Regions from separate parts of the Mus musculus genome. Here region 2 is linked to region 1. Evidence: chromatin loops called from intact Hi-C (ENCODE). Cell type or tissue: left cerebral cortex. All regions are shown on one strand. Links, peaks and the distances in the headings refer to the core of each region. The heading gives the core; the rest is flanking DNA.

Region 1 (16,099 bases), core at 4,395-12,394:
GAGCCTCAGGGGGCAGATCAGGTTTGGGGCCAGCCTGATTTACAGCTTCAGGCCAACCAAGATTAAAGTGAAAAATTGTCTCAAAAGAAAGAAGAATGGTATTCTTGACCCCAGCCATATTATAGCAGGCCTAACAGTTAAAAGACAGTTGTCATCCTAGATAACAAAGCAAGACTGCTATATACTATATATAGAGTCTAGTTTTTCGAGACAGGGTTTCTCTGTGTAGCCCTGGCTGTCCTGGAATTACTTTGTAGACCAGGCTGGCCTTGTACTCAGAAATCCACCTGCCTCTGCCTCCCAAGTGCTGGGATTGAAGGTGTGCACCACCACGCCCGGCTCACAGAGTCTCTATTAAATATAAAACACAAGGTTAAAAGAACATAAGAGCACTGTGTACACAGTTACAGAGATTTCAACAGTTGGTCGCTACAGTGGAATTACATTTGAAGTTAACAGAAAACTATTCGGAAATTTCCCCATACTTGGGAAATAGTCAGCTCCCCTCGTCACCTGAGGGTTTATTCTCCACAGTTTTAAAGTAATAAATACAAATAGAGGCAGGGCAAGCGGATCTCTGTGAGTTCAAAGCCATCCTTAGCTACAAAGCAAGTTCCAGGACACCCAGGACTACACAAAGAAAGACCTGAAGGGGTAAACATAACCAACAGGAAACGAAGTTAGATTCTTACCTGACTTTGAGACTTACAAAGCAGTAATAGCCACAACAGTGTAGTATAAGAAGCAACATTTTAGAAGGCCTGTGAAACATTTTCAAATCCAAAATAGACATTCAGAGGCAGCCAGTTAATTCTCCACAAATGTATAAGGAGAATTCAAGGATTTTTCACAAGTATGAGACACAGCTCACTGAGAAAGGAATAATTCTCTCAACAAATGATAGTGTATCAACTGGATATACATACACAGAAAGTAAATTTTGAGAACTGGCAAGATAGCTCTGTGGGTACAGGCGCCTGCAGCTAACCTGAATTCAGTCCCTGCATCCCACATGGGAGAATGAAAAGAGTGAGAGAAACATCAGCTACAAGTTATCCTGCAACCTCCCTAGGTCTGCTGGGGCAAGCGTACACAGTGCATGTACACACACGCACACACACAGACTTGTAGTTTAAACGGCGTATATTTCATACTATATATAAGTTAATTTGAAATGGGTTGTATGTCTTAAAAATATAAAATATCATATATATACACACACACATGTATACATACATACATACTTACATACATACATACTCATCTAAATTCTGTTCTTTAGCAGGAGTGAAGGAACCAGTGATGAACTAGAGAATGCTATTTTGGGGGGCTGGAGACATGGCTCAGTGGTAAAGAGCACTGACTGCTCTTCCAGAGGTCCTGAGTTCAAATCCCAGCAACCACATGGTGGCTCACAACCATCTGTAACAAGAGAATGCTATTTTTTATGACGAAATATAACATTTTGTATCAACAACATAAAATGAACTCTAGAAGTTCACTAAGAAAATAATCTAAAAAGGTTTTTTTCAAGAAAGATTTTCAAAAGGTCTTGAAATACACAAAAATATTCAACAGCTACTTCAAAACTAGATATACAGCTGACAAGCCCATAACTCTTTGGTCAGTACAGAAATACAGATTAAAACCACTTTACACATACGAGGGTGCTTAAAGTTTTGAAAACAACATAAGCTGTTGATCATACCAAGTGTTGGCAAAGCAGTGGAGCTAGGGAGGCCGACCGCCTCTTGCCTGGGGTGAAAATATTGGCTGATGTGAATGCTTTAGGAAGCAATTCAGGAGTCTCTTTCAAAGTCAGGCATACCATAGACTGCATGAGCAGGTAATCCTTCTCCAGGGTGTTTAGTTAGAGCATTGGATGCGTGTGTCATAGGAAGACTCCTGCACTAATGCCCACAGCAGCTTTGATTGTAATTGTTCAGAGTTGGAAAACCCAGACACCCCACAACTTATGGCTGTCTGTATACATGCTCAGTGGCATGCCTATTAGAGAGAATGCAGTACTGCCCAGAGAACAGAAACGACCAGACTTTGATACATACAGCAAAGACCAAAGGAGAACACATGCTATATGGTTCCACTTTGATAAAATTCTTTACCATGCAAATTGACCTAAGTGACTGAAGTCAGTTGCTGCCTTGGAGGCCAGTGGGAGCCAGAGGTGCAGAAGTGGGTAATTACAAAGGACACAAGGAAACTCTAGGGTGAGGGCTTTGGTCCCTATTTTGATTGTGATGTTGCATGGCTGTATACACCTGTCAGACGTACCAAGCTCAGTCCTTTGTAGACCAGCCATGCCTCATTAAAGGGGAGGATGGTAGCTGCTTAGCTGCTCATTGTTAGGGATTAACTCAGTGAATTCCAGAAGGCTACAGAACAGAACATTATGCAACTGAGTTTTAAAAGGAAGTTAATCTGTGTGTCCAATATAAAATGATCCCACAAATAAATTAATAATTGTGAAATACAAGGTGCAAAATAATGTATGTTGAGCCATGCATGTTAGCCAGGGTTTAAAAGGCTGAAGCAAGAGGCTCACAAGTTCAAAGCCATCCTATGCTACATAGCCTCTCTCAAAACAAAGCATTATATATTAACCTTTAAGTAAAAATGAGTTTGTATGTATATGTGTAACACACACACACACACACACATATATATATATGTGTATATATATATATATATACACACACACACACATATATATATATATATATATATATATATTGTATTGCATATACATAGCAGTGTGTGTAAGGGATACATTTATATCTAAGAGTAGGATTCTGCCCCCCTTAGATTAGGGTGTTCCATTCACTTTGTTGATTTTTTTTTTTCCTGATATGCTAAGAATCAAGTACAAGGGCTTGCCTGCCAGACAGGAGCTCTGCCACTAACCTATACCCTCAACATGAGGTTAGTTGTATATATTTGTAAATTATACACACATGTATATGCCACATCCATATATGTGTGTGTATGTATGTTCTTTTGTACATGCAAAAAGAAAACTGATTACAAAGGTACAGAAAGAGGAAAAAAGAAGAGAAAGCAAAATGGCAGTTTTCCATTTAATTGTAACTGTCAATTGAAAAAATATATAATTGACGTATAAGCCAGGTCTGAGAGATGGCTCCACCATTAAGAGCACCCATATTGTATCCCATGGCTGCCTTTAACTCCAGGTCCACCCACAAACACATGGCATACATAGACACATACATGTGAAAAACTTTTTTTAGACAAATAGAATTGATTTTGTTGAGCAAACTTGGAGTTCCAGCATTGGGGAGGCTAAAGCAGGAGGGTCTGAACTTTGAGGCTAGCCTAGGCTAGACACTAGCTCCACAATAAATAAATAAACAAACAAACAAATAACTGTCCAAGAACACATTGACATACACAAGAAACTATCGTAAGTATGAGTGAGGTTTTTCTACATTTCTAGAAACTCCTGGACTGGGAGGGTAACTGGCCTCCACCAGCTTAGTATGTGCAAGGCCTTTGTTCAGTCTCCACAACCATAAAAGAGCAAAGGTGTTTGCTTTAATGGAACTTAACCTTTGAGAGAATCACACTGGCCATTTTCCACATTACAGTCTATGGGCACATTTAAGTGGAGACACTGTGGTGGGTAGTGATGGCATATGCCTTTAGTCTTGGCACCTGGGAGCAGAGGCAGGTAGAGTGAGTTCAAGGCCAGCCTAGCCTACCGAGGCCACTCCAGGGCAGCCAAAGCTACACAGAGAAACCCTAGCTCAAAAAACCAAGTTTAAAAAGGGAAGAAAATTAAAAACAAAAAGAGACATTATCCTGCCACGTGTGACAACACACACCTTTAATCACAGCACTTGGGAAGCAGAAGCAAGAGGGGCTCTGAGTTTGGGGGCAGCCTGGTCTACATAGTAAGTTCCAGGATAGCCTTGTTAGGAGAAAGGAGTAACTATACAGCTCTGTGCATTTCCTCCTTCCTTCAGACTTCTCAGGAGAATCAGAACTGTATCCAATCAATGGCAGAATTGTAACCCTGACTTATGAAACCTCATGTTGCTCCCATCTTTGGAAGAGATTACTCAGTCCTCCTTCACAGGATCTTGTCACGGTGAAAGATGGGTGGGGTTAAGTGAAATAGTCTTTGTTTCAGGATTCGTTTCCATGTCTCACCAGATTCCAGCAGGAGCAGAATAAGTGTTAGAATAAGGTGGGGCTCTCTGAATTTACTGTAAAGACTGGAGCACCCGAGAGTCTGGGTTGGGGTTTGTGGCAGTGTAGCGAGTATCTTATGCACACTACTGAGCTTGGCTGCTCAGTCCTGATGCTTTGGGAACTCACTATGATGCCAGAGGCAGGGGGCAAGGAGCAGCCCTCCTGTGAGACCATGACCCACATTCTTCCAAAAACGGCCCTGGTCACAGGCCAGGTTAGGGGTTGAGTCTCCAGCATGAGTGAGTGACGTGGTGTTCGCAGCAGCACTCTCAGCCTGTGCTCTAATTTAGGTCAGATGGGTTCCACTCTCTAGCTCTTTTATTTTAGTGCCAAGGGAATGGCGGTCTTAAAATGTTACAGCTGGAAATAGTACCTGAGGTCATCTGGTCCCAACACACAGGAGGAAGCGTCTACAGACTGCTTCCATGAGCCTCTATTCCCACATCGTGGTGACCCTCCTGCTCATCTGCAGGCTGTAAAACTGGGTATGTCTGTGTCCAGAATCACCTAGGGGTATTTATTACTTCTAAGACAAAGGCAGCCACTCTTGAATCACATCGAGGCATTACCAAGGTGAGGCCTTAGTAAAGCCCTGGTCTGAGCCCCCATTTACATCAGCAAGTACCCTTTCCTTACAGGTTGTGAAAAGTGTGTCCTGGGAAGAGTTGAAAGCCTTGTACCCCTGAAGCTGTCTAGCCTGGTATAGCAGAAGCCTCAGCACTCAGACAAATTCACCTCTCTGTGCCCCAGTCCCCTTATCTATAATGGGAATAATATGGTAGCCTGCCTCAGAGAATTATGTAACACCTTATCAACTGAGGTATGTATACAGCATTAATTCAGCTCTGGATGGATGCTGGACATGATGGCACACATCTGTAGTCCCATCACTTTCAAGGCAGAAGCAAGAGCCTGTCTTGTTCTACACCTGAGTTCCATGCCTGCCTAGGCAATACATAACAAAAGTAGGTGGGTGTGGGAGTGTCATAGCATTGAGCAGCTCAGTAGACTCGTGTGGGCTGTTTCCTCACCTAGAGTGCTTATTGATCATCAAGCCCTCACTCGCACGGTACTGGGAAGAGTAAGTACTAGAGTAATTGTTACTCTTGCCAAAGAACCCTCCTGAAAAGCCACCAGTCACCTAGAACCCCATAACCATCAGACCACTGAGGTGGGGAGTTTAAACCAAAGCCAGGTGAATTACCATGTATGTAGGGCTCCTAAGCATCAAACCGCTGAGGTGGGAGTTTGGACCAACGACAGTTGAGCCAAAGGAGAGGATGTGATGGCCTAGGAGTGAGTGGGAAGGGGTGGCTTTAAGGGGAAGAGAAAGAAAGACAGCTCTGGCTAGGTGAAAACAGGACTCACTTTGGGATGCACCATGAAGAAGTGAAGATTCACTCCACTGCCCTCAGGAAGGAAGCTAGCCTTGGAGACCCATAGCTCTATGTCATAGCATCAGAACCACAGACCATAAACCCACCTCAGAAAGATCAACATATCCTAGACATCCAATGGGAAGCATTCCTTAAGCTTTGAATGTTCATCGGGTGCTAAATAAAGGAGAATTTAGAACATGGCATCAAGGAGGGGGAAACCATGTGGAACGGGGTCCCCAAGTAGGGACAGGTAGACTAGAGATCTTGCGTCTCCATTGACTCAGCTGTAGACCAGGGCTAGCACTAGGTGACCGCAGCTTTTTCAGTTTGAATATAATGCCAAGTCCACTAAAAAGCAAAAAAGTCCACCTGTTCCCTTTACACATTAGGCTCCTGTGTTTGTGCCATGCACTGTGGAAGTACAGCCATGCATTCGGGAAGAAAACATAGCATTGAGCAGTTTGGTAGACTCCTGTGGCCATTTCCCTACCTGCCAAGTGATTATCTGTCCCCAGGTCCTTACTCGTGGCATATGGGAAAGAGTAGATAATACAAAGATTGTAAAACACTGTCAATGTCAAGTACTGTGCCATAGACAGAGCAGCCACACAAGGCAGGAAAGCATCGTGAGAAAGAAAATAGGCATTCTTCCCCGCTGTGATTTTATTGTTCCCACCCCCCAACCCCCACCCCACCCCGAGACAGGGTTTCTCTGTGTAGCCCTGGCTGTCCTGGAACTCACTTTGTAGACCAGGCTGGCCTCCTGCCTCTGCCTAGGATTAAAGGCGTGCGCCACCATGCCCGGCTTGTGATTTTAAAACTATGTTCTAGATTTTTAACAACTAACCATCTTGATCTGTATTTTCCTGTTAATTGGAACTGCCCAACACACTTTGGGGCAGTACCTCCAACATCAGAGTGTGATACTAGAAGTCATTTCATTGTTTTCCAGCCCAAATCTTTTTGCAAAGAACTTGAGACAAGCTTGTTTCATCTCCAGTTCCAATCACTAGCCGTGTGATTGCATGTATAGGGTGGAAGAGCCAAGGTTAGAGCGGCACACAGGAAATCCAGACTCGGCTGCTTCTAAGCTCCAGTCAGCTGCAGCTCTGGGACAAATCAGAGTTGCAGACTTTATTGAGAAGACCAAAGCTGCTGTGTGGACTTAATCTGCTTAATTTCCCCAACAATAGATATAAAACTAACTGCAAGGTCACACAGAGGAGGAAGTTATCTAGAGTCTGCAGTTTAGTGTCTTGTCCAGTGTGTCTACATTCTCCTAAGTAAAGCAACTTGATATGTCTGGAAAGGGTATGTTTCTGTCTCCACTTTATATATGCTTAGAAAATTGGCAGATTTGATATAAGCCTTCATATTCACAGATATCCTAGAAATATCTACCATAAGTCTATCCGCTATTAAGGTCACAGTAATAGGATTGTATGGTTTGTAGAATTAAATATGCTTAGCTTTGGCCTGCTCTGAGGTTTCCAGTTTTCAAAAAAACATGAGAGAAAGCACTAGCATCAGCGTTGTCTCCATTAAATTAGATAATTTGCAGACTATGCATAGCAGAGTGCTGGCTTTCAGTGCATCATAGCTCGCATTACAGAACAGGTTCTTAGTCTGATTAGACTTTCACTGAATAGTTAAGCTCTTGATAAGAGAATCCAGATGAACAGGTAGTGTTTCGCTGTTGGTTAGTTGGCTGGTTTTGCATTTACTCTTTATCGTGGGAGGCTTGTGCATGCTGTGTTACATACAGGAGTTTAGAAGACAGCATGTAGGGTTCCGTTGTCTCCTCCAAACTTGGAGTCCTATGGTTCAAACATAGTTCACCAAGCTTGGTGCAGGTATCTTTATCTGCTGAACATCTCACCGGTCCTGTTTTTGTCTCAGATCGGGTCTTGCTATGTAATCTTGGCTGACCGGGTACTTTCTGTGTAGCCCACCCTGGCCTCAAACCCACAGCAGTCCTCTTGCCCCCTCACTCTGCCACATGCAGCCACCGTGCCCATTTTAGAAGAATCCCCATGTGCTGGAGAGCAGGCCTCTGCCTGGCCTGTGCCTTCTGTGTTCCTGGTTGGTAAGTAATGGGTGTTCAGGAAGGAGCTGCTTGCTGCACTTGAGCTTGGGTTTCTGTCAAAAGGAGATTGCCTCTTCAGTGAACCCTTGAGTCTTACGAACCAGTCCTTGATTTCAAAATTTCTTTTGAGTTCTCATGAATGTGGTGAGCTACCATGCAGTGTACTTGGAAACAGTCCAGTTTGGTTCTAAAGAGAGAAGGGAAGAGGAAGGGCGGAAGACCATGTCATCTAATTGGTTTGGGACCTTGGAAGAGACAGGATTGTCTGAGGGGAGCACCAGGTGGAGAATCCAGTATCCTACACACTGCTGCCAGCAGCACTTGCTCCTGAGAGGGAACCATACAGGAAACACATCATCCTGTGCCCATGCCAGGCCATCAGAGTCAAAGCCCTAGGAGTAGGGGACCGAGGCGTCTTTGTAGTTTAGTTTGCCAGGTTTAGGGAGCATTGCCACAGCCGTTTTCCAGGCCCAGGAAGAGAAAGCAATTCCCTGAGTCACTCCCAGGGCTAGTCAGTGACCAAGGCCAGCCTTAGGTTCAGAAGACACTCGGCCAGTACAGGGTCTTCCCAGGTTATCCCAGCCCCTGGTTCTCTACTGGCTGAAGAGCAGAGGCAAACGCTTCTCTCTCTGTGCTATCGAGAGCTGCCTGACCTTAAAGGGCCACTGTGGGGTCAAGCTAGTTAAAAGATGTTCTGTTCTGTTCACCGTGTCCTTTACTCACAGTCTGTTCTGCAGACAACTGAAAGGCTGCTAAATTAAGCCATTTTTCAGAGAGGTCTGAGTCATCTAGTGGCAGCTGTCGGTGCCTCGCTGGAGGTGCTTTGATCATTGTTGTCTAAATGCACACATTAGTCCTGGGCAGCAGTGTGTTGTGCTGTGCTAGGGACTTACTGAGATAATGGGCTCAGCCCTTGAGGACATCAAGGAAAGCCAAAGGCTCATGAGTTTCTCTCAGGGCAAGAAAAGGCATGGAAGCCACATATTTTAGCACCAACAATCTAGTCTCTCGGCTAGGAAAAGCTTGAATGTATCCTGCCTGCCCAGTTAATATAGAGAAGGGAAGTACCTCACTCAGATCACATGGGAATTCAGGAGCAGATGGCAGGACACAGCAGAACAGAATTGGTTTCCTCAAGGGAGTTTCCTCTATTCAATCAGGAAGGCTTTCATTAAGAGTTGTCATTTCAAGGACATCTGGAAATGAGGTCTGAGAAGCCAGTCCAAAGCACAGTGACCATGGGCATATGTTTGAGAAGAGTGGTGTACAAAAGAAGAAAAAAAATGCATTAACCTGTTATAAAGCAGTGTGTATAACTGATTTAGAGCACGGGGGTGGGGGGTGGATGGGTGGGGAGGAGTCAGAGTAGGAATCTGAAGAGGCCAGAAGTCACCAAACAGTTGCCAACGACAGCATTCTCATGGGTCTTACTGACATGACTAGGTGGTCGAAAGTGGTTCAGGGGGGTTAAAGTCACTGCCACCATTCCTGAACAGCCATTTCATGCCATGTCTAGCATATTGCATAAAATGTCTTTTTCCTTAGAACAGCTTTTCAGACAGGTGTTTTCCTCCAAGCCAGTGTTCCTGTGCCAGTGAATGCCCACTCAGACTTGGGTGGCTTTCTTAAAAGCACAGGGCGTTCGGGAGACAGAGTTCATACTTGTTGGTTCCTTCCTTGAGGCCTCTCTCAGGGTATTGAGGGGGAATGTTAGGGAGAGCCATAGGAGATCACCGAAAGCTTCTATCTAGGCCTGCAAACAAAAGGGGATAAAATGGTAGCTGTGGGTGGGGTCATACATTTCTGATTAGAAAGAGCAAGAAAATAATGCAAGTTTTTGCCATTGCCTCACCGATGCTTAAGGAAGAACAAATTGACCGGAAGTTACTTACTTGGCAGTGATTGACCTGGTGACATGACCCATCGAGTTAGAAAAAAGGAAGGCTCCTCAAGAAGAAAGATGTCACATAATAAGCTTTACTGGTGAGTTGGAGTGTTTAACGTTGCAATGCCCAACAAAAGATGAAAGGTAAAAGCAGATTAATATGTTGATGTGTCCTCTCAATAGATGATAGCACAGCATCCTGTGACCTAGGGTCTCACAAAATCTGCCACAGGCCTGTGTGCATCGGGCACTGGAATAAGATGGTAGATCACGGATGTGAGAGGATACAGCTAGGAATGGAAAGATCGAAAACTCCGGGAAGCTGTGTGCTATCATGCCAGCCTTGCACTGGAGGGAGAGCAGGGGAATTAAGTCTGGCAGGGCCCAGGGTCCTGTAAGAATGGATCATTAATTTTTTTTAAAGATGAGAAAGGAGGCTTTTAGGCAGGAAGCACAGTAAACACATCTCGTATCCTAGAATCCAAGGAAGAGGGGGAGAAGAAGGACTTAGCTGTGCTGACTACATTGGTCAGTCATTCATTAAGTTATAAATTAGTTTAAATCTTTTCAGTAGACCTGCCAATTAAGCATCCCACTTACACATGAAGAAAAGGGGCACGGAGTGCAGAGATGGGCAGGGAACAGGTAGGATTTTCCCAGGCCTGACTCTGAACCATGGCTTCCATGCCCCTACTGCCTCGGCTAGACTGGAGAGCAGTAAGGAAGACTTGACAGGGACAGAGCCAGAAGCTGTGAACAGACCAGGGCCAGCGTCTGAGAACCAGGGAGCCTGAGGTCTTGATGGTGCAGAGGTGACATGGCCAAAGCTGGCCACAAGGATTGGCCTCACGTCCCTTTGCCGTGTGTGGCATTGTGCTGCCCAGTGTGTGGACGAGTGAATATTCGTCACCTGGGAATGATGGGAATGAGTCTCCTCTCCCCAAACTAGTACTTTGTAGCCATTGTGTCTGGAAATGTCCCATGTGACAACCCCATATCCTGTCTGTTTACCCTTTCCTTTCCAGTGACATGGGATACCCACTGTTGATAAACTGTGACTTAGTGTGAATCACTAATCATGTAATTGGTAGAAAACAATTACCTTTGACAAAACTAGGTTACCTGTGTGAGATCTTTGTACTCTTGAGGTGAGAAGAGTCAGATGGGTAGAGGTTTGGCTCTAGGAGTAGGCTAAAGGGCTTCACCTCGCTGGGAGCATAGGTCCTAGCCCCTGGATTAAGTCGTGCTCTTACTGCTGACTTACAACCCTGCTCCCCCTCCTGTAGGGGACATGTCTAAACATAATTCCTCTCTGTTGTCCACTGGCTCCTGTAACACAGTTTCCAGAATGTTAGGAATAGCCACATTGCACCTACATGCTGTACTTGGGTAACTACTTCTGTTGCTCAACCTACTTAATATTGGTCACAGTGAAACATGTTTTCATCACTTGAGATCCAAATTTTATTTGCCAGGTTACTAATGGCCATTTACTTCTGTAACATAAATTAGGATGTTGTGCAAGATTAGCTTGCCAGCAGGTTGACTCTTGAAATCCCAGGCTTCCCATGGGCTCAGTGTAAGGAGCTGTTTGAGTGGACTTAGCCAAATACCCACAAAAAATTTTGTCTGCTTTTTTTTTTTTTTTTAAGATGGTCTGATGGTGAGTATAAAGGATTTAAGACTGGAGTGGGTTTGGAGAGTCTGGAGTCCGCCCTCCTGCCGGTCTCATGATTTACTTTTCACATTGGAGAAGAAACAGAGTGAAGAGCAGAGCGCAGTGGACATACCTTCCCAGGTCACAAAGCCATTGAGGTCAGGGCTTTCAGGTCCTTGTACTTGTCCCTCTAGCTTGCTGCCAGTAAAGGCTGTCTAACCCAAAGGCTATCTGTTGTTGCTGTTGGACCAAGACAGGGAAGCAAAACCTGCTTGTAAGGTAAAGGCTCTGGAGAATAGTTTCTATACACTAGGGTCAACAGAAGCCACGTTTCCTACTGCAGGAGCTCCCAAAGCCCCCTCAGCTTGAATTTTCTCCTCACTTAGCTTTTGAAAAGCCAGGTTCCCTTTTCACTTAGAATGAAAGCCTTGCTTGTTCTGACAACAGCATGTAAATCTCTATTGCATTGAAACTCCCAAGTGCAGTCAAAGCCCAGCGATGATCACTTCTGACTTCATTAGCAATGGCAGTGAGCATTTTACCAGAGCCATGAAGGTGATATGGAAAAGAAAGGGCAAGTTAGCAATTGCATAGTTATATAGTTAACACGGTATGAGATCAAAGCCTGCCTTATAATATCCTGAGTGCTGCAGACTTCCTGCGCCTGCCTTCAGACTGTCTATCCTTTCTAAATACAGTGCCTGTCGTCAGTAATGGGGTTTTAGATTAATTTTACTCCAGCAGTAATAAGTAGTATGTGCTGAGAAGTGAGGGCCACGGAAATGTTTGTGATAGGGCATCATGTGGCTTCAGACGCCTTGGGATCTGAATTCAGAAAAAGGGTTTTACAAAGATCCCACAAAAAGGTGGCATCTACAGCTCTAGACTGAGATTCACAATTGACTTGATGGTCAAGGATGAGCGGACAGGCTGGGAGAACACAGAGTACCTAGTCCCAAGATTGGACTGACCCTGGGGAAATCTTGTCAGAATGTTGTGTGTAACTCCCAAGCAGAGGTACATTTTAGATGGCACCTGGTACCCGGCTGCTGTGGAGTCTCCAGCAGTGTCTGGTTTCCTTCTGGTTTGCCTGCCGTCCTATCCATGCCATGACTTGTCTCCCCCAGCCTCAGATGTCTCCCAATGCTTTCCCTTGAGCCCCTACGATGCTTAGTGGCCTTTCCTCCCAGGAGTCTTGCTAGAGTTCACAGGACACATGCCACACGTTGTCACGGCACCGTCTGTCCCAACACAAGGCAGCGAACTCTTGTCTTACTTAGTGTTTGCAGGGCCTCTCAAGAGTGTCAGGAACTTATCTCAGCAGGGATGTGAGGAAGGAAACCAGCATGTTTCTGTGTGCTGACATTCTAAGGGCATTTGAAGAATCAGTGGTGAGAAAAATCTCTCAGATGCTTTGGTTGCTGATGTAATGAACACCAGGGCTTTGTACACATCATGGGAGTGACTGTCCTTGTACCCATCGTGAAAAATGTTAGGGTGGCAGCGCCTGCCCCACAGGTTTCCCTGCACTCACTCAGCTCAGCTCCTTTTCCCTTGGGTAACTCCCAGCATGCATTACTGTCCCTTCTGTCATCACTATCTGAGGCCTCCCAGAATGCTCCCCACTTCCTGTGTGCTCCCCATACTGTGCTGTACCACAAGATGCCTTCCCTGCCTGGCTCAGCCCTGCCTTCTGCGCCTACACAGTTGCCACATGAAAATTGCATGAATCATATCTTGGGTTCCTAAATGAGGAAAAGAAAAATCAGTTTTCTTTAGGTTTTTCTTGACCATCTTTCTGGTTTAGTCTTGGTTATCGGTTCACAGAGAGACTACTCCAAGATGCCATGATAAAATTAGACTAAATGCTGAGCCAGGCACGATGCCACATGCCCATCATTTCAGTAGTGGGGAGACTGAGGCAGGAGTTCAAGGTCAGCCCCAAATATGTGGTAAATTCACAACCAGCCTTGACAAGACCCTGTCTGAAGAAAGAAAAAAAGAAAGACAGAGAAAACTGATAACTCTGCAACGCCTCTCAGCATGGTTGACTGGGTTGAATTCCATCTCAGTATTAATTCTCGAAAATAAAACTGTATTTTAAGATTCTTCATCTGCGGCTCTGCCATCCATGAGACCGTGTTTGACTGTTCTATTCTTTCTGCTTTGATCTCCTTAGCAGCTGAATCAGACTTTTGGAATGAGACAGTCATGGACTTCTTCATCATTAGTTCTTTTTTTTTTTTCCTTTTACTATTTAATTTAGAATTAGAGCAAGATGATAAAATTAGATACAAGAGGCCTCTGTGTGTCATCAAGTAACCTAGCCTACTTTGGATAACAGAAATAAATTCGCCTTAAATACTTGCCAGCTTGTTTGGGCCAACGTTGTTAAGATGAATGGCCTTTCAGTCGGTGCTGTGTGAGAAGCCATCTCTCCCTAAGAGTTCTTCCTGACAATTAAAATTTCCCTCTTCTTAATTTCATTCCAGCGCTCCTAATTATGACCCTGTAATTAGCGTGCTGATTACATCCCTGTGCAATTTCTCTGCCTCCTTGATGTTCACCCTTCATTTATTTTTAGTGTGCTTCTTCTCTTGGCTTCTGAAGCCCCTGCCTACCTGTCCCCCACGGGGCTTCTAGCTCAGGGCTCAGGGAAGCAAGGGAAGCTTGCCCCATCACCTCCAGTTGCCCCTCCAGATTTACTTGTTTTTGTCATGAACACCATGCGTTATAGCTGACAAAGAGAATTGCACTCTGGGGAACTGGAGAGCTATGGTATAGCCTTGTCCCTCTACCATGTGGGGGGTGTCTACTCATTGCTGCATCAGAATGATCCAGATCTCCCCCAACACTCCATTAGGAATTACTCGCCTGTGCTCGGCACCATTACATCCTCATAGTGGCAGTTACCTGGAATCTTCATGGAGTTCCTGAAGCAAATTCTTGGGAGCTTTCTCTTCACACTTTCTCTTTCCTTCCTTCCATTTTCTCATACCCACTTACCAGCAGGCTGTCCACTCAACAGCAATACTGTCTTCTGTGGTGTAGGACCACAGGCACCCAGATTTAAGAGTTAGACACCCACAGGTTTGAAGACAGAAAGACACACCAGCCAGTCAGCCTCTTTTTTGAGAAACCGTCCCCAGAGTCCTCGTGCTTTGTTTTGTTTTGTTTTGTTTTGTTTTGTTTTGTTTTGTTTTTCTGGCTTTGCTGCTACTTCATCCATTTACTGGGTCCCACACTCCTCCTTGTTAGAGGGTAAGGTGTTTTACTTCGTCTTCAGAGTCGCCTAATGAGATGGAGAAGAAAGCACACACAGGAAACACCCATTCAAAGTTGGTGGCAGAGGCAGCCAGTGGTTCTGGGGCCTGGACTCAGCACCCTCACTCCCAACCCCTCACGCCCCAAGTGTATGCCTACAGGAAATGTGACTCTTCTCTGCACAAGACCTATAGAATGAGCAGAGCATCTGGAAGCCACCAAGGACCCTGTAAGGGTACAGTCCACATCCTGCCACAGAGCTCCTGTCTGGGTACCATCCCAGGGAATTTAAAGATGAGTAAAAGCTGGCCCTGCCCTCGAGAAGCTTACAGGGTTAGTGGTAAAACAGTGGCATAAAGACTGAAGGATGTGTTTACCTGCCTCCAGTAGAAGATGGTGGTCTCCAGAGGACTCCTGAGTGCGTTCTCCAGAGAAGGCAGAGCCCTCTGCTCTCTGGACCCCTCTTGCTTCCTTCTGTGCAGCATAGGCAAGGCCTGTAGACATTACAGCCTCTGTTGATGCTGCTGCTATGTTCCCGTGCTTGCCTCCACTATCATCACCTGTCTGGAATATGTAGGCTTTCAGTGGTCAGGTTTGCTCTCCCTGACGTTTCTCGAAATGAGTTGGGAAAAGATCAAATGTTCCGTGCTAAGCATATTGGGAAGCCCCGTGAAAGTAAAGAAGTTTTAGTGTGACTTCTTCATGTTTACAAAATGAACAAATGACTCACATCTGTTGTATACATTCACCAGAGCCATGTCCTTAGCTGATCCTTACTATGAAGTCCTGTGTCGTACTGTGCATGTGAGGAAGGGTTTAAAAGGCTGGGGAGTGGGGGTGGGGTCGAGGAAAGTCTTAGGGACAAGGGCTGAGTTTAGGAAGCTTCATCACTGGGTGCTTTCGGGAGTTCTTCAGTCGATCACCCTCGTGTGCTTCTTCCTCCCTCTGCTTTCTCTCTCTGACTTTGATTTTATCTCATCCATTCTGTCAGCTGAAGTCTCCCTTCAGGAAGGATGTTGGTTGTTAGACTAACTTCAGACAGAGCCATGCAAACGAAAGGCATGGTCTGGGTGGTACGTTAGCGTAGGAGGTCCTGCCCTGATGGCCTGGCCACTTGGTCATCAGAAGCCAACCCATCTGTGGGTAGCTTTGCTGACATGACGGTGACGGTGTTGTTAAGCCTCAGTGGATTTGTACCCTCAAGCTTTGACATTTTAAAATTTCTTCCTAGGCTAACCAATGCCAGCACTCTCAACGGCAGAGGCAGGCAGAACTTGGCTAAAAATATAAAAATAAAAACTTTCTTCCGTAATAAATATGCTTTGGGAGTTCATCTCCTGGCTTTAAAAAGAAAAAAAATGTAAGCACATTGCTATACAATAAAGAAGTTGGGGGTTTGGTTGGTTGTTTTTGGTTTGCTTATTTTGTTTATATTTTATGAGGGGTTGTTTTGAGACAACTTTACTGTGTAGCCCAGGCTAACCTCAAACTCTTTTTTTTTTAATATGTGTGTTTTAAGTTTATGCATACAATGTATATGTACGCCTGGTTCTGTGGGAGCTCATAAAGGGGCACTGGCTCCTCCTAGAACTGGAGTT
Region 2 (16,099 bases), core at 4,204-12,203, 87 kb before region 1:
GGAACTGAAATATACCATTTTCTTCTCTTGCTTGACTCATTTTACATAAATAGCAAATTCCCCATGACCTAGTCTGGTAAAATAGAAAATGCATTATTATATTTTGAGTACAAGCTTTAAAAGTAGTGAGGGTATTCTTTGGCCACTGGCCTGGTTATAACATAGTCTGGGAACTGGATATACCATATCGGGAATATGATATGGGAACTGGATATACCATATCGGGAAGAGGAGAGAGGACCAGGAACAGAGGGTTGAGAGGTGAATTTTCAAGTCACTGATCTCAAAATCATCCCATAGTTAATAAAAGACACTAGCTGCATCTGAAGCTTAAACTTAACATAATCCAGTGATAATTTAAGAGAGTTGTATTCAGCTATTATAGATTCAAAAGTGTATCAATACTATATTTTCTGATAAATAATACTTTGGGGGTGAAATGCTAATGTGATAATTCCAGATCAAATACCCTATATTCTGATACTCCTCTATAGTGTTCAATAGGAAAATTCAAGAACAATCAGAGCTTGGAAAAAATTATTCACTTACAAAATGTTTTATTATGTCATGATAATATTTAAATTAGTATACAGCCCTTGGGTGTATGTGCGAACATGTGTGTGTGTGTGTGTGTGTGTGTGTGTGTGTACATGTGTACATAACGTACACCTGGTGATCATTAACCTATGAACAGAAATAGAAGAAAAGGCACGAGGAGCAAGTAATCTATTAAATAAAATTCTGAGTATATGAGAGAAGGGGTTACAAGTGTACATCGAGCTGATTGATGTCACTATTGCCTTAAGTAAGCCAATTTAATCAAATAATGGAGAGAGTTCATTTTTCATGAGCTGTGTCTTGTGGTTGAACTTGAACTTGAAAAAGGTGACACTGTTGTGGCATATAGGATAGACTGGAATGGAAAGAGTTCTTGCTTACAGAAGCCCGCTGGAGTGTTGGTGAGGTTCTGAGCTACTGGAGACTACCTGGGGAAGAGAGAATAATACAAGAAGTGTCATGCAGATGGGATACTGCCTGAATATAATCTTGGACCTCCAAAAATAAGGACTTAGAGGTGGCTCTCAGACCACAGCTTAGCCATTTGGGAAAATATCATTACAAATTGCATGGGAGAATTTGGAAGAAGGAAAGGGAAGATTAAATGATGTAATTATAATTCCCAAAAATATTTCTTAAAAGAATATACCCTAAATGAAAATGTAAAATGATAAACTTAGAGAAGAAAACCTTGTGAGTAGCAGGATGGCTGTTGGTAGTGACACAGGCCTGGAATCCCAGCAGTTGGGATGCAGTGGGCAGAAAGAGCTCAAGTTCGCGGCTGGCTTTGGTGGCATAACAAATTGGAGGTCTTTAGTCTCCCACAGCAGCTCATGTTTATTAGTTCATTTTAAAAATACTGTAATACTTGTTTTTAACTGCTAAGACAGCATGCTCGAGTGTTTGTTCTTCATCCTCTCCTGGCTATCTTACCCCTGAAGAGCAGGGGGGTCTTTAAAGGACTCTTCAAACTCATCTGCTTAGTCTGGGACGTGGATCTTCATAAAGGTATCCCAGCAAACTTGAACCGAGAGCATGACTCAAGTAGAATTTGGCTTCTGTTGCTTCTCCTTTACAGCATTTGTTAGCTCTTTTCGAGTATCTCTCTCATACCTGAGCTCAAACCAGGTATTTAGTAAAATAAAAAGAAGTGTAAGCATATTCCTTATTTGCAAGAGATTTTTATCCTTTCAAGATATGCCTTAATAGATGATAGGGCATATTGAATATGCTATAGCCCTTTAAACAGAATAACGAAGATACTTAATGAACACAAATAATAAAGTCTGGGAAAGAAATGAGAGTGTAGTGTTGCTGAGATAGAACCGGAGGAGACAAATGCTAGTGTGCTAGCACATGTGTCTCATGTAATCACCACCTGAGAAAGGAGCCATCTTTGAAACGAGTGATGGCTTCATAGACAGAATGAGGTTTGAGTAAGACTTAGAAGAACTTTGAATAAGAAGAGAGGTAAGAATCCTGCTCAATTTAGAATGGAGTCATGTTTTCTCAAGAAGGTAATTATTTAATTACAGATAGTCTTCAGTGGCACCTATTAAAGAGCCCGAGATAATACAGCTGCAACAAGCCTGCAGCCACACAGTGCTAGGAGCACTCTTAGCAAGTTGTTCCTTCCATGGAGCCCACACTTCATTCTCTCTCCTCTGATGTGTGTGTGTGTCTGTGTGTGTGTGTGTCTGTGTGTGTGTGTGTCTGTGTGTGTGTCTGTGTGTGTGTCTGTGTGTGTGTGTGTCTGTGTGTGTGTGTGTGTGTGTGTGTGTGTGTGTGTGTGTGTGTGTTACAGATGAAGGGCCCATCTCAGTGTCAGTGAGTAGCACTCACCTAGGTTTTGTTTGGGGAAAATCAGAAACAGGTGTTTCCCTTCTGACATGGAAACCCCCATTGAGTAACGGCAGGTGGCACTTTTGACAAGTATATCCAGATCTAGGTAACGCCTAAGCTGGTGGGAAGAATTGGGGAATTTCCTTTTCTGAATTTGAAAGATAAGTCTGCTCTATAAACTTTCTTTCCTAACTGGTTCTTACTGAGTACATTAAACTTTTTGGAGATGACTCCATAAAGATACATCTTCTTTAATGCAGTTTGCATAGTACATAGTAAGGTGCTTAGCCATACAGCAAAGGCCAATGTGCTAAAAACAACTATAAAGTCAGTAATAAAATATAAGATCCTAATTTTATGCCTATAAGTTCAAGGGAGCCTTTATGATTAAGATAGCTTTTAAAATACTGTTATGAATAAATGTCATTTTTCTCACTCTTACTTCTGAAGTGGTGCTACTTAGCTAATACTGTCTAGCCTCCATGTTACCATGTGAGGAATTTCCACACAATATTTTTTTGCTTGATTTTAAGACAATATCTTACTGTGTAGCCAGTCTAGCTTTGAACTTGCAACTCTCCTGCCTCAGCCTCCTGATGGGATCGTGGGTATGCACTATCACACGTAGCTATCCTTTTGGTTTTGACATGTACATCTTTGTAAACCGCTCTGATTCAGCTTTGTGGTATTTGTTCACCTCCAGCATATTTCTGCTGTCTCCGTCACCTCCATCAATGACACTGGCATCCCCTCTCATTCCTCAGTTCTAGTTCCTAGTATTTCTCACCGTTGACATATACTTCTATCCCAATTTGTGGTGTGAAGGGAGAGGCATTATATCTATCATTCATCCTGTAGTCTCCCTCAGATACTTACCCATTGACTGTTCTATAGATAGTCTTGGATTGATTATCCAAAGATTTTTTTTTTTTTACTAGTTCCTGCCTTTGTTGCTAGATTGTAATTAACCCTATCACCATACCACATAAACACACTTCTCAGCCTCTTTGGTATGTACTTTTTTACATGCTAACCAAAGATAGTTAAGGGTATTGGTTAGATGTTCTGACATGTTTCCTAGTGGTGCGTAGTAGAAGTGTCTGGATCCACCCTGCAGAGCTGGCTGAGGTAGGTACAGGTAGGAAGAGCCTTGCATATGCCTTTACTTCACACAGTAGACCTGCTTCGAAGAAAGATCATTCTCCATTCCAGTCACAAATCGTAGGACCCATGTGTCATCATATCTAATGATCCAGAAATTACACTCACAGTGAATGATAATTGGTCAGAGCTTAAGTTCCCATTTAAGAATGGGGAAAGGGAGTTTAGCTGTTTGTCTTTGAAAAAGTATAATATGAAAAATAAATCTTGAACATTTATACCCTTTTTCCTCCCTAAATTATTATTCTCTACCTTGTGCTTTCCCTTTGAGGGCACCAAAAGCAGAAGGAGTCATGCCACTGAAGAAGACATCCTCTTGATCTATCCCCATCCCTTAGTACCATCAGACCCTCATGTGGTATATAACCATTCTCAGGGTCGCTTCACTGCCCGTACCTTGCTGTGCCTAAGCTTTTCTTTGGGTGTTTTAGTAAATACCAGTTGGGGTGATGCCACTCAAATGTATTGTTTTAATAGAAGAGCTCACACAAGGCCCTCAGTCTTCTTCCATCTCCAGACTGCAGTATACATGTGACATGGAGCCTGAATGCTTTATGTTTGACTTACACAGTGATAGGGTTGATTGTTTCTGAATACATACAGATAAGTGCCACCTCTCCATTAGATTCCACTTGAAACATTTTCTTTTGTATCAATTTCTTTTTGTCTTTCCCTGTAGACATCCATGTTTACCATTCTTTATGTCTAGACTACTCTGAATGTCAGCTTAAAGCAGAAAATTCGAAGGTAGAATAAAGAGCTGCTTTGAGAACTTTACAAAGAAGCAGTTTACATTGAACAAAAATATTATTTGTAGAATAAGGAAATGTCTAGAATATTATAATTTTGAGCCAGTATCATCTATCTAACTGTTCTTCCTATTTCATTATTGCCAGCATGAATTGTGCCTTATAGCAAGATAAATAAGAGGTTAGAAGCCAGAATTAGGGAACCGTGTCTGGGTTTAGAGTACCAAAGGCCAATAGTAGGCCATTCCCATCAAGCCAAAATAAACACAAGGCAGAAGTCGAGAGAAGTTACAGGTCAGAGCAAGATATGCAACCTAGGGAGCATTAGGGACATCAAGGGCTCAAGGAAGCAGGGAAATCTGGAACCCTGGCCTCCAGGACTGAGAGATCCGTGGGTGTTAGAGATGAGGTCACATTGTAAGAAAGGAAGCAAGAAGGGTGCATTGTGGAGACTCGGTGTCCTTAGGAGATAATGGATTAGTGGAGGTCAGTACAAGACACTGCACAGCAGACAGGACTTGGACACAGATTAACCCCCTTTGCTTTTCTTAGGATTTTTATTTAACTAATAGACTCTCTTTTTTTTTTTTTAAGAGCATCACTGGAGTTATAGAACCAAGCAGTCAGTGCAGAGTTCACATTTCCTACACTCAAACACTAGTTCCCCTGTTTTTAAGGAGATCATTGAGAGAGCATAACAGTATATGAGCTATTGCTACTAACACTTATTTCCACTTGGACTTATTCTGCTGTGTGTTTTGATATGTGTGATGGATTTTATGTTCTCTAAAATTCACCCCTTTAACATTCTAAGTCTACTGTTTGGTGGAATTAAGTATGTTCACATTGTGCAGTTGTCACCACCAAGGCTGGGACTTTTTTTAGCATCCCAAACAGAAATCTGATACGGGTTAAATAGTAATTCTTCACCTCCTCCTCCTCATTGGCTTCCATGAACTACTTCCTGCCTGGATGCATTTGACTGTCTGTGTGTGTATACAAGGGCATGCTCCACACTGGCTTGAATGTTTTGTCCACCACCTATATCACAAGTTCGTGCATTAATAAGGCCAGGTAGTTTTTCAGTTTGCATCACATTTTTTCAAGCATTCATCTGGTGCATCTTTGAGTTTCTACTTTTCAATTATCATGTGAATCATTCACTCGTGACTATTGGGCTATATCTGTCTGAGTTCATCCTTCAATTCTTCTGTGTATGTGTCCAGACTAGAATTGTTGAGTAAGATAGCTTTGACAACTGCATTATGTATAGCATCATAAAGAATGTTTCCACTCTCTTTAAAACTCACTCGACCTGTTTCTCTTTCTCTCATATACTCCTCTGCTTAGCTTTAAGTATATATATATATAATAGATATCTATTTTATATCCCTCTAACCCAAAACTTCCAGGTAGAGTTGAGTTAGTCAGCCCAGTGGTCAAGTGAGTCAGAAAGTTATTATAAATTACTGCTAGTCCTCAGGGCCTTGAGATTTTGAAAGTTACATACACAGTTACTACAGGTAACTACACATTTAGAAAGAATGAGTTTCAAGTAAAATGTTTTGCAGGCTTAAAGTGTGGTATATTCCTTTTCATCCACATGTTTTTTTAAGCACCTGTGCTATTGCCAAGGCCTAACCTAGATAACTACATAGGAATTAAAGAATCCACTCAAGTGAGTTTTAGGAGTTTCTACCGTTTCTGTCACCTAAGTACTTTAGATGGTTGTTCCTTTGAGTCATGGGTTTCAAAAGATCCTGCTTACCCTTGCAAAGCTTCTTCCAAATACTGAACTACCATGAATAACTGACATCCTGCTTGTCTAAAGATGAATATTTTCCTTGGAACATGACTCTCCAGTGAGGCTGCTTGTGTGACTGTTGCTGTGTCCAGTCCTGTCATCACAGCCGTGCCAGACCCTTTGGCTGTTCTACACACTTGTTCTACATGGTTGCAGTTTCTCTCTCCTCTTGGGTGTGCTGACCAGCTCTTGCCCACTTCGTTGTCTTTATAGTAGAGCACTGCACTAGGAAGGAAGATAAGGAACACTCGTCCTGCGTCTTGGGAATTTTGGCCTTTAGAGCAGGGGTCTCCATGCTTTTTTCATTGTTCACTGCATATTAATTGCATTTTGTTGGTTTGTCTGTATATATGCTGTAAGTAATTTCAGCATTTACATTGGTAATGAAACCTTTTTTCTTTCCTAGATAAAAGTTAATTATAAAAAGTAGTCATATGGTTTTGTGTATATTCTAAGGTGTATGCAACGTACTTTAAATACCTCTGCTGGGAAAGTTAACATTATTTTTCCTGAGTGAAATCTAGAGATGGTCCTAGGAATTCCAGGGATGAGTAGATTTAGTTAAGGAATTGCTCTAGTATCTGTTCCTCCATCTTCCCAATTCATTTGCTACCCAAGCACAAAAGTCCTATGTGTGTTGGGAATCGAAATAGTATATTCTGAAAATAGGGGTTTTTAAAGAACATTTGGTAGATTTTTATTTTTACAAGATGAAAAGTCCTAGAGAAATGTTTTTATAATAATGTGAATGTATTTAATACCAATTGTGTCAGCTTTCTGATTTAATAACCCAGTATCGGAGACAATCAACCTTTGATAAGTTTATTTTAGTTCTTGGTTTCAGAGGCCTCAGTCCATGGTCACTTGACACTTTCTATTGTTGCAGGATTTTCCCTGTCCAATCACATTAGGACAGTGGGGGGCCTGTGATTGGACAGGAAAAGGGAGGCGGAGCTAGGAGTTGGGGAGACAGAGAGGTCGCAGAAGACAGAGGTCGAAGGAGGAGGAGGAGAAGCCAACATGGAGGCAGATAGTCAGGAAGAAGATCCCGATCCCATGTGGTTTTAAACAGCAACTAGTAGCTAAGATTTTCACAAGGTTAGAATAATTGGGGTAAAACTTTTATCATTATCAATTGGCTCTGAAATTATTGTATTGGCATCTTGTAAATTGTGATCTTATTGTTATATAAATCTACTTGGATAATTAAGCTTTAAGAGTGATGTTTCTACTGGATAATTAGGTGTTGAGATGGCTTTTCATAGGGTGTGTGGGGTGTTGCATGGAAGTGTGAGGAACTTGTGGGGGACATCTTAGAGATGGCCCAGTGGGAACCCTGTGGCCCTGTGGGGCGAAGAGTTGACTGCCAAGAGACTGAGCAAGTGAGATCACCTGACATGGGGGTTAGCCCTAGAGAGTTGGTAGCGGCAGGCAGGAGCATAGCCTGGCCTGGCTGAGAATTGGCGTGTTCATTTTATAATATTTCCCTCAACAATCTATTGCTTTGGGCCAAATGGTAACACAGTATACTATGACTGAAACACATAGAAGGAGGCGAATTTACCTTATGGCAGCCAGGGGGCAAAGAGATAGATGGGAATGGGCTCAGATCCCCTTTAAGGGTACTCTCCTAGCCCCCAGATGACAGATTTGGGGCTAGATTTCCTCCACTAGATTCCACATTAGAAACATTAGACCTCACTGCAGCATCACACACTAGGCAAGCTTTTGCATTATTGGCCTGTGAGGGACACTTAGAATTGGAACTGTAGCACTAATGAATGAAGGCTAAGATGGATTGCTGGTGGCTCTCCTGTCTTGCTGCCAGCCTGCTGCCCTGTCTAGTGTAGGGAGTACACTTTTCTTTCTGTTGCAAAAACAATAAGGGCATCAAGATGATAAATTTTATGTTATGTGGAATTTTTTTCTTCTAACATAAAGACAATCAGATCTTACTTACTCATTGCCTGTAACTAATTTATTTTAAAACCTGAGCCACATAACCAGACTGTCACTGTCTGTGATCCTGTGTAAAGATTCCATGTCGTACCTGTCCTTCTAATTTTCTACTGCTTTGCTAAGTCCTTTAGGCACTTTAGTCTGTTACACCGCCACAACCAGAGAATGGAGTTTTGATTTGTAATACAAACCAAGTAAAACCTATGACTAGCAGTCTCTGGAGCTCCTTCAGTGGTACAGACTTGAAGAGGGGCCTTTAATGATGCCCTGCCTGCCATGTTGCTGTCTGGGATCCAGGAAGGCAGGTAGACAGCAGTCTGAATTGCATTTGGTATTTCCTGTGTTCCAATGCCTGGATGTAAATGAGAGATGAGCATTTCAATTTGGATGATCTGGCTGGGTTCCTAAGCCGAATGGCTGCGCATATACCATAAACACCGTGAAGAAGCAACCATGGAAACACTTGTTTTCTTGTTGAGCTAAATTTACTCTGGGTTGAATATTAACACAGCTCCTGGCAGGACTTTAAAAGCAAAAATAGCTTAAGCGTGATTCACTCTGAGTCACTGCTGGTGCTGAGCTGCCTGGTGCTTGACATTGAACAAGTTGGCAGCCTGCATTGCTACATTTTTTCTAGGAACTCTGAACACATTTCATTCTTGTGAATTTGCTTGTGCAATGATATTAAATAGAGTAATATGTTTACTTTGTTTCTAAGTCAAATGAATTTGAGAATGGCGAAACTAAAGTATTTTTCTTGGGCTTTCTGGAAAAGCAAGCTTCTCAGAATTCTGTGGTTTCTTTAACAGTTTATTTTATAGGAGATTAGTAAAATATGGAAATTTTAGATTAGATACTGGGGCTTCTGGAAGTTTTGTTAAAAAGTCTAGTAGTACTATTAAGCAGGATTCATTAATCTTCTGTCCTTACCAGACAAGGTGATTGTGCCATTCACAAAGCTCTTTCCTTTTCTTTCTTACCAGGGGAGGGAGGGAGGGAGGCAGGCGGTACTGCAGCCTGCTGTACACTCAGCTAGGCGGTTAACTTAGGAAATACTTTTCTTATTTGAGATTATATAATGGGAAGTTCATGGGTTTTGAAAGGCAGACCAGACCCACCCAGGGGATCTCTGTTGGCTCTTTAAAGGCCTCCCTCACATGCCTTTCCCTGAGTCAACCCAAGTGGCTGCTAAATCGTGAGTAGCCTGTTGGCTGACTGTGGGAAAACCTAGGACAGAGCAACTCGCCTCATCCATGATCAGCTAGGGCTGAGTCTAGAACGCTATATGAGAATGGTTTTCCCTTGATGTTGCAATTTCTATTTTAACATGTTTTTGTTTAGCTTTTGGAGTTGCCCAACAGTGTAATTTCAATTGAGGTTTAGTTTCAGCTCTTCCAATTTTTTTTTTCTAATTTAAAGACACTATCATTTTGTCTTAGAACTTCAATGACTTATATAAAAAATGGTTTTCCTATGATAGTCTTAAAACCAAAAGGAGCCTAGCCTAATTTTTGATAGTATTTTGAAATTATTTTACCATAAAATTGTACATTAGAAGATGCAACTCTGGTAGAGAATTTCAACATAGTTGCATAAATTGTGTTTCATATTACAACTTGTTCTCTGCTTGACTTCACTGAAATTAATAAAAGAACCCTTTCAGAAGGATCTGGTGAGTTAGCTTTGGTTTTTTTTTTTTTTTTAAAGAACTTACTCATAGTGTATCCTGTGTTGCTAAGTTTTCAAAGTTACCCATTTCAACCACACCCAAACCCTTTCAGAGGCTTGAAATCTCTTTACTCAGATGTCTTCCCAGTAAAGATTGGGGATCTCTGTGAGTTCCAGGAGATGCGTGAGGACTGTGTAAGAGCTAATGCTTGGTGATGGAGCTGCTGCTGAGTCTTGGATACAACACACAGTTCCTTATTCTGCAGTCAGAGATCCCTTACAGCTTTCTGACTCCGGCCTTGTGGCTGCTGGGAATATCCCTGAGGTGTTTTGTCTCAAAAGGATCCATGCCTTGGAGCTAGAGAAGGGAGAATGGGTTTTTACCATAGCATTCTCCTGGCCCACGGTTGTGCATATTCTGCTGATAGCTGTGTTTTGGAGGCAGGTGAATTTTTGGCATGTCCTTAAAGTAAGTACTACAGGGTTTAGGTAAATCAGCCCTTTCAGATTGTAAACTAAAAGGTTATTAGCCTAGCTGAGTCTCAGCATAACCCGATAGTACTCTGTTACTGCAGATCAGACACACCCCTGTCCCTCTGCCCCCAAGTACCCACCGCGTGTGTGTGTGTGTGTGTGTGTGTGTGTGTGTGTGTGTGTGTGTGTGTGTGTGTGTGGTGTAGAAAAGGTCTTAGGTGTAAGAGTTCAGGCAAGATCCCTATAAGAAAGAACTTGTATACTCATTAAATCTGGGTTTTACAGACTGGGTAACTGTTAAATTTATTTGGTCAGTGCAGTTTCATTTTTCTGCTTCTGTTCATTTGTGTAGTAGCCATTTATTGAACCTTACTATGCCAGAAATTAGGATATTTTTTAAAAGTCGGTGCATTAACTTAGAGGCAGTCAAGCAAATTATTAAATTATCTATGTTTTAAAGGGCCGGTGACAACCATGTCATAATTTTGTTCTAGTAACTATTTTCAAATGTTTCTAATTTTCAAAAAAAAATATGCAGGCATATAGTAACTTTTTGGATAGGATTTTAGATTCTACAATGTGGGATGACTAAGTCAATCTAATTGACATGCTTAGCACTTCATCTACTTTCTAATGGTGAAAACATCCAAAATCTACTTATAAACTTGGATTATGCGTCCTTATCCCATTCTGCCATCACTCTTGGACAATGCACACACTTTTGGTAAATTGTAGTCTTGACTACCTTGAAGTCAGCTTTTTTAGATCTTACACAGAAGTGAATCTGCTCTCTTTATCTTTCAGTACTGATTTAAATGTCCTCCAGGCTCATCCATGTTGCTGCAAATGACAGACCTTTCTCTCTCTCTCTCTCTCTCTCTCTCTCTCTCTCTCTCTCTCTCTCTCTCTCTCCCTCTCCCTCCCCCTCCCCCTCCCCCTCCCCCTCCCCCTCTCTCCCCCTCTCCCTCTCCCTCTCCCTCTCCGTGTGTGTGTGTGTGTGTGTGTGTGTGTGTGTGTGTGTGTGTGTGTGACACAGAGAGATAGAGAGAGCGCACATCTATTGGAAGATATGCTGGCTATGCAGATAGTGTTGTATTGGACCTGGGAGAACAGCTGACCTTGATTTTTATACACAGAGGTGAGATTGCTGGATCATATATGGTAGTTCTACCTTTGGGCCTGTTTTATTTTTAGGAAGCTCCATACTAGCTTCTGTAATGACTGTACAAGTTCTCACTCCTATGAACAGTGTGCAAGAGTATCCTTTGCCCCACATGCTCACGAATACTGGCTACTTTTTCCCTTTGATAATGACTCCTTTAAGTGGAGCAAGGTGATATCCTCTTGTGATTTGCATTTGCATTTCTGTCGTGGTATTTTCATATATTTCTTGCTCATTCCTGTATCTTATGAGAAACACTGGTTTGAGTCTTTTGTCTATTTGTTATTGAAGGTAAAAACCTTCATTATAAATGATTCAATTGGTGAAGTGTATTTGCACCATTTTTTTCTATGTGTTACTGGTGTTTGGCCTACATGTGTTTGTGTACTACTGGAGTGTCTGATATACACAAAGTTCAGAGGAGAGCTTCTCCAGAAGAGCTGGAGTCTTTGAAACTGGAGATACAGATGGTTGTGAGCTGCCATGTAGGTTCAAGAAATCAAACGTGGGTCCTCTGGAAGAACAGCTAACGCTCTTTACCATTGAGCCATCTCTGCTGGCCCATGTTTACATAGTTAATGCTAAAATGCTATGACTAGGGACACACAGACGTCACTCCTACCCCAGCCCTTACTGACTACCACCCCAACCCCATTATAAAAAGTAATTATTTTTAATATTGAAATTACTTTAAAAGTACTTTTTAACATATACTATTGTTCAGCTTAATGAGTTTTCTTGTTCTTCTTCCAGGCAAAGGGCATAGCCATTTACCTTTCTTATACCCAGTCCCTTCTACTGTCTAGCCTTCCTCTAGCCCCCTTTTTTCTTAGTTTCCCTTGTAAGTCTCTCTTTTCCTTCTGTAACTCTAGTGATCACTGTACCATCATACAAGATTGAATTCCTGGTTTTCATAAGTGAGTCATAAGGTGGTATTTGTCTTTCTGTGTCCTTGTTTCATTCAGCCTACTAAAGATCTACCCACATTGTGCAAATGACAGGGTTTTATTTGTTTCACAGTTAGGAATTATTCCACTGTTGTTTCCTGGTACTAAGAAGTGAACCCAGGGCTTTACCCATGCATTGTAAGTGTTCTCCACTGAGCTATGCCCTCAGCCTCCCTTTTACAATTTTATTTTATTTTTCATTCTACTAACTTACTTAATTACTTACAGACAGGGTCTCTCTACATGATTCCTGGCTGTCCTGGAATTCACAATGTATGTAGACCAGGCTGGTCTTGAACTCACAGAGTTCTGCCTGCCTCTCCCTCCCTGGTGCTGGGATTAAAGGGAAGTAAAACAGAGTAGCTCCATCCAGAGAGGTAGTGTGGTTCACCTCACAGGCAGCATGTCTTTAGCAGGCTGTATCTGTTGATCCTGTGGTGAGTCTGAGAATTTGATATTCTTACATTTTTTCCTCCAAACCTGAAGTCAGGCTTTATTACACATTGGGCTTTGTCACTTGAAGAGGCTCAGAGGCCAGTTTCAGGAAGCAAATTAGCCAAAAGAAAGGTTTGCTTCCATGAACAGCAATGGTCTTCTGTCCACTGTTTCATTATTTTAAGTTCTCTAAGAACTTCTTTCCGTCCTGAGCCTCTCACCTCCATCCCAGCCACTCTGGTAGTGAGCACCACTGACCAGCTATTGAGAGTCTTCCTTAGCCTGGCTCACTGTCAGCTGTCAGGATTCCCAGAGCTACAGAAGAGGGGAGAAGGGAAGTCAGTGCTGAGAAGAAGGACAAGGCATCCCCTAGGGCAGTCCATCCCCAGCAACATGTTACTGGGTCACCTTTCAGAGTATGTTTGTTTTATTTAGCAAGGGATTCACTTATCATTTCTCAGTTTGATTTCCAAGAAAAATTTTACGTGGTAGCAAGTTAAACTTATTTACTGAGCAAAACTGTCTCCAAAGACATTTTCTTTTCTCTCTCGGGGAGTGTAGTAGAGTTTTTGACAGTTGTAGACAGATCATCATAGTGCTTGGTGTGGTGTAAAATAACACACTTTACCTGAAGGCGTTTCCAGATCATTACTAGGCTTTTTATTTTTCAAGTAATAATTTTCAAAAGATGAGTTTTGATAGACTTTTAATTAACTGTGGTTTTGGTGTTGTCTCTATATAGCATGCCCCAGTGTATTTGGGCTCCATTCAGTTTTTATGTCTACAAATAAATGAATATAATTCAGAATCCAGAATTTTGTCCTGGGTTTTTTTCTTGGCATGTTAAGTTGACCTGCTAGAAACTGAGCTACTGCACTCTGGAGACAGCATGTTCCTGCCCAAAGGCCTCCTGTGAAGAGAGCTCAGACTTTGTGGTCCAGTTGTTCTGTGCATTTACTTTCAAATATACCCAGGCCTGGAGCTTTAAAAGAACTTTTTCAGGAAAGGAAGGTCCTTGGCTGTGGAGAGAGCGTGTAACTAAAGGTGGAGACACAGTGGCAGAGCACAGAAGGCCGGAGTGCCGCAGGTGCTTTCCTGCACTGTGTCCCCCTGCCTCCAGATAGATAGCCCAGGTCAGCTGAGATCTCAGTGTGGGAGCTTGAGAGGCCAGGCTGGGCTTTGAAGACCGCCCTTGCTTCACACTTAGTGCGGTGTCAAGCAAAGACTGTGTTCATCCAGAGGCTGGGAGTACATTTTTAAAATGAAGAAGGTGGGGAGAAGCTGGGAGAGAAATGGGGAAGCAGGGATTGGGGAGTGAGTTTGGAAGAGAGGAAGGAGGAATTTCTTCCTCCTTGACAGTCTGACTGTTGTTTGTTCTCTCTTAGCTTCTTCCTCTCTTCACTGCTCTCAGGCCTGTTCGCTCCTCCCTCATCTCTGTTTCCTTCCTAACCCTATCCTCGCCTCTGTGAGCACTTCCTTTAATGACCGCACTCCATCTACAGAGGACTATATCAGAGAGTGCCACGCACAGCCATGTTCTGTAGAGGATGGAGTAACTGAGGATACAACAGCCTAACATGACTTTTAAGTTCCCTTCAAGTTAGAGTGAGCCCCTCTGATTTGACAAGTCCATTCTTAAAATGAGGTGAGGGTGGGGGATTAGTCTAGAGATCTGAGTCACAAACTGGAAGCAGTCTCCAGATATGTGAGAAAAGACCTGCCAGGTCATTGCCAGGGTGGTAGAGGGGCTTTTGCTTTGCTTTGCTTTGCTTTGCTTTGCTTTGCTTTGCTTTGCTTTGCTTTGCTTTGCTTTGCTTCGCTTCGCTTCGCTTCGCTTCGCTTCGCTTCGCTTCGCTTCGCTTTTGGTGTTTTGAGATAGGGTTTTGATATCCATCCTAGGCTGCCCTTAAATTCACAACAATTCTCTGCTTCCCCATAGTGCCAAGATGACTGGTGTGTAACAGGTACCTCCATGTCTGCTGTGGTAGACATTTGATAGAAGGGTATTTGTGTTGCTTCCTCAGACAATAGTGAGTGTGGACATGTTCCCCAGTCTCTAGGCACGGAACCTGTCACTCAGAGAGGTGACAGTCACACAGCAGGTAGAAGAGGCACAGAGCTAGATTCCAGCAGCTCACCCAGTCCAGAGCCGCCAGGTTACCCACAGACATCTGTTCACACCACTTTCTCCTTAGAACTGGGGCCACTTAGATTAGTGTCCTTGTCTGTGCCGCAGCTTAGCTCCTCACCTCAGTTCAGATATTTCACCATGTCAACACAGTTGCACTATGAGTAATGTTAAGACTCTAGAAGCCTCTGCTTTGCTACCAAACCCTTGGATGCTTTCAAATCCAGTTAAGCTTTAATCAGATCTTTCTTGAATTACTTTTGTGGCTATAAGATGTCTATTATAAAAAATTCCATTTAAGAAAACAAAAAGATGCTTATAATCCCCTTACTTAAAAATAGCAATGTTAACTTGTATATTTCCTTAGTCTGTTTCTGGGAAGTGTGTATTTGGAAAGTTGGTATCAGCATAGTGTCTTGTTCGTTTGGTGGTCATTTATGGTAACAATTGGTGTCATCAGATTCTTTAAGTTATTTTGATAGTTTTAGAACAATATCTTGTTTTATGCATTAAGTCTTAAGTATCAAACATTACAAAATTTTAGATAATTTCTTTATTGTCTTATACATTGTTAAAATTAAATAAAATCAATAATATTTTTAGATTTTTTTCTAAAAATTACTTCAAAGCTTGACATAAGTGATTGGTACTTTACATTGGTAAAATTTTATTCCTTTTGGAAGTTTTTTTATCAAACATTTGTATACTCAAACAGTTGATATTTATGATATCCTTTCAGTGCAATTACTGAGAATAAAACTAAGGGAAACTCCTACCTTGGCAATGCTTACAGTTCAGTGCAGGTAATGTGTAACAGGTACTGAAGTAAGGCAGCAAGCACTGTACTAAGAAGACACAAAGGGTACATGATGGAGTTTTGAGCAAAGAATGAAGGGAAGACTTCCTAGCATGACATATGATCTGGGCCTCAAACCTGGATAGGATTGCATGGGAGAAAGCTAGAAAGGGCACCTGAGGCTAAAGAAATGGTGTATATAGTCAGCCAAAGAGAGCTGAGAGCATCTGTTATCTTTGTCAGTCATGGGGCACATCTGAGGGAACAACAGGCCAGTTGTGGCAGGTGACCTCCAGCATGATTACCAATCAGTGTGTACCTGGCTCCATGCTAAACTCCTTCTCTTATAGAACCTTTGAGGTCACCTAACAGTCTTTTGAGCTGTTCACATTTCCACAAGCAGGAGACTGAAGCTC

What was found. Hi-C counts contacts between places; a loop is a spot of excess contacts. Peaks named below come from ENCODE experiments on the same cell type or tissue, not always from the same donor. Only the 100,000 strongest peaks of a DNase experiment are listed, where the experiment ranks them.
Region 2: it touches region 1 in a loop (1.9-fold over the local background); 2 of 42 quality-filtered maps call a loop at or near these places.

Annotation. Positions count from the first base shown.
Region 1 is chr15:59,559,215-59,575,313 of GRCm38, forward strand. All of the region lies in intron 4 of Nsmce2 (NSE2/MMS21 homolog, SMC5-SMC6 complex SUMO ligase), which reads left to right. Among named protein-coding and RNA genes, the nearest start is that of Gm36677, 51 kb to the right of the region's middle. In left cerebral cortex, for the core only: no CTCF peak of the experiment used is centred there; a DNase peak (open chromatin) is centred at 8,496; H3K27ac peaks cover 1,894 bases.
Region 2 is chr15:59,472,137-59,488,235 of GRCm38, forward strand. All of the region lies in intron 4 of Nsmce2 (NSE2/MMS21 homolog, SMC5-SMC6 complex SUMO ligase), which reads left to right. Among named protein-coding and RNA genes, the nearest start is that of Nsmce2, 110 kb to the left of the region's middle. In left cerebral cortex, for the core only: no CTCF peak of the experiment used is centred there; DNase peaks (open chromatin) are centred at 8,592 and 9,214; H3K27ac peaks cover 2,144 bases.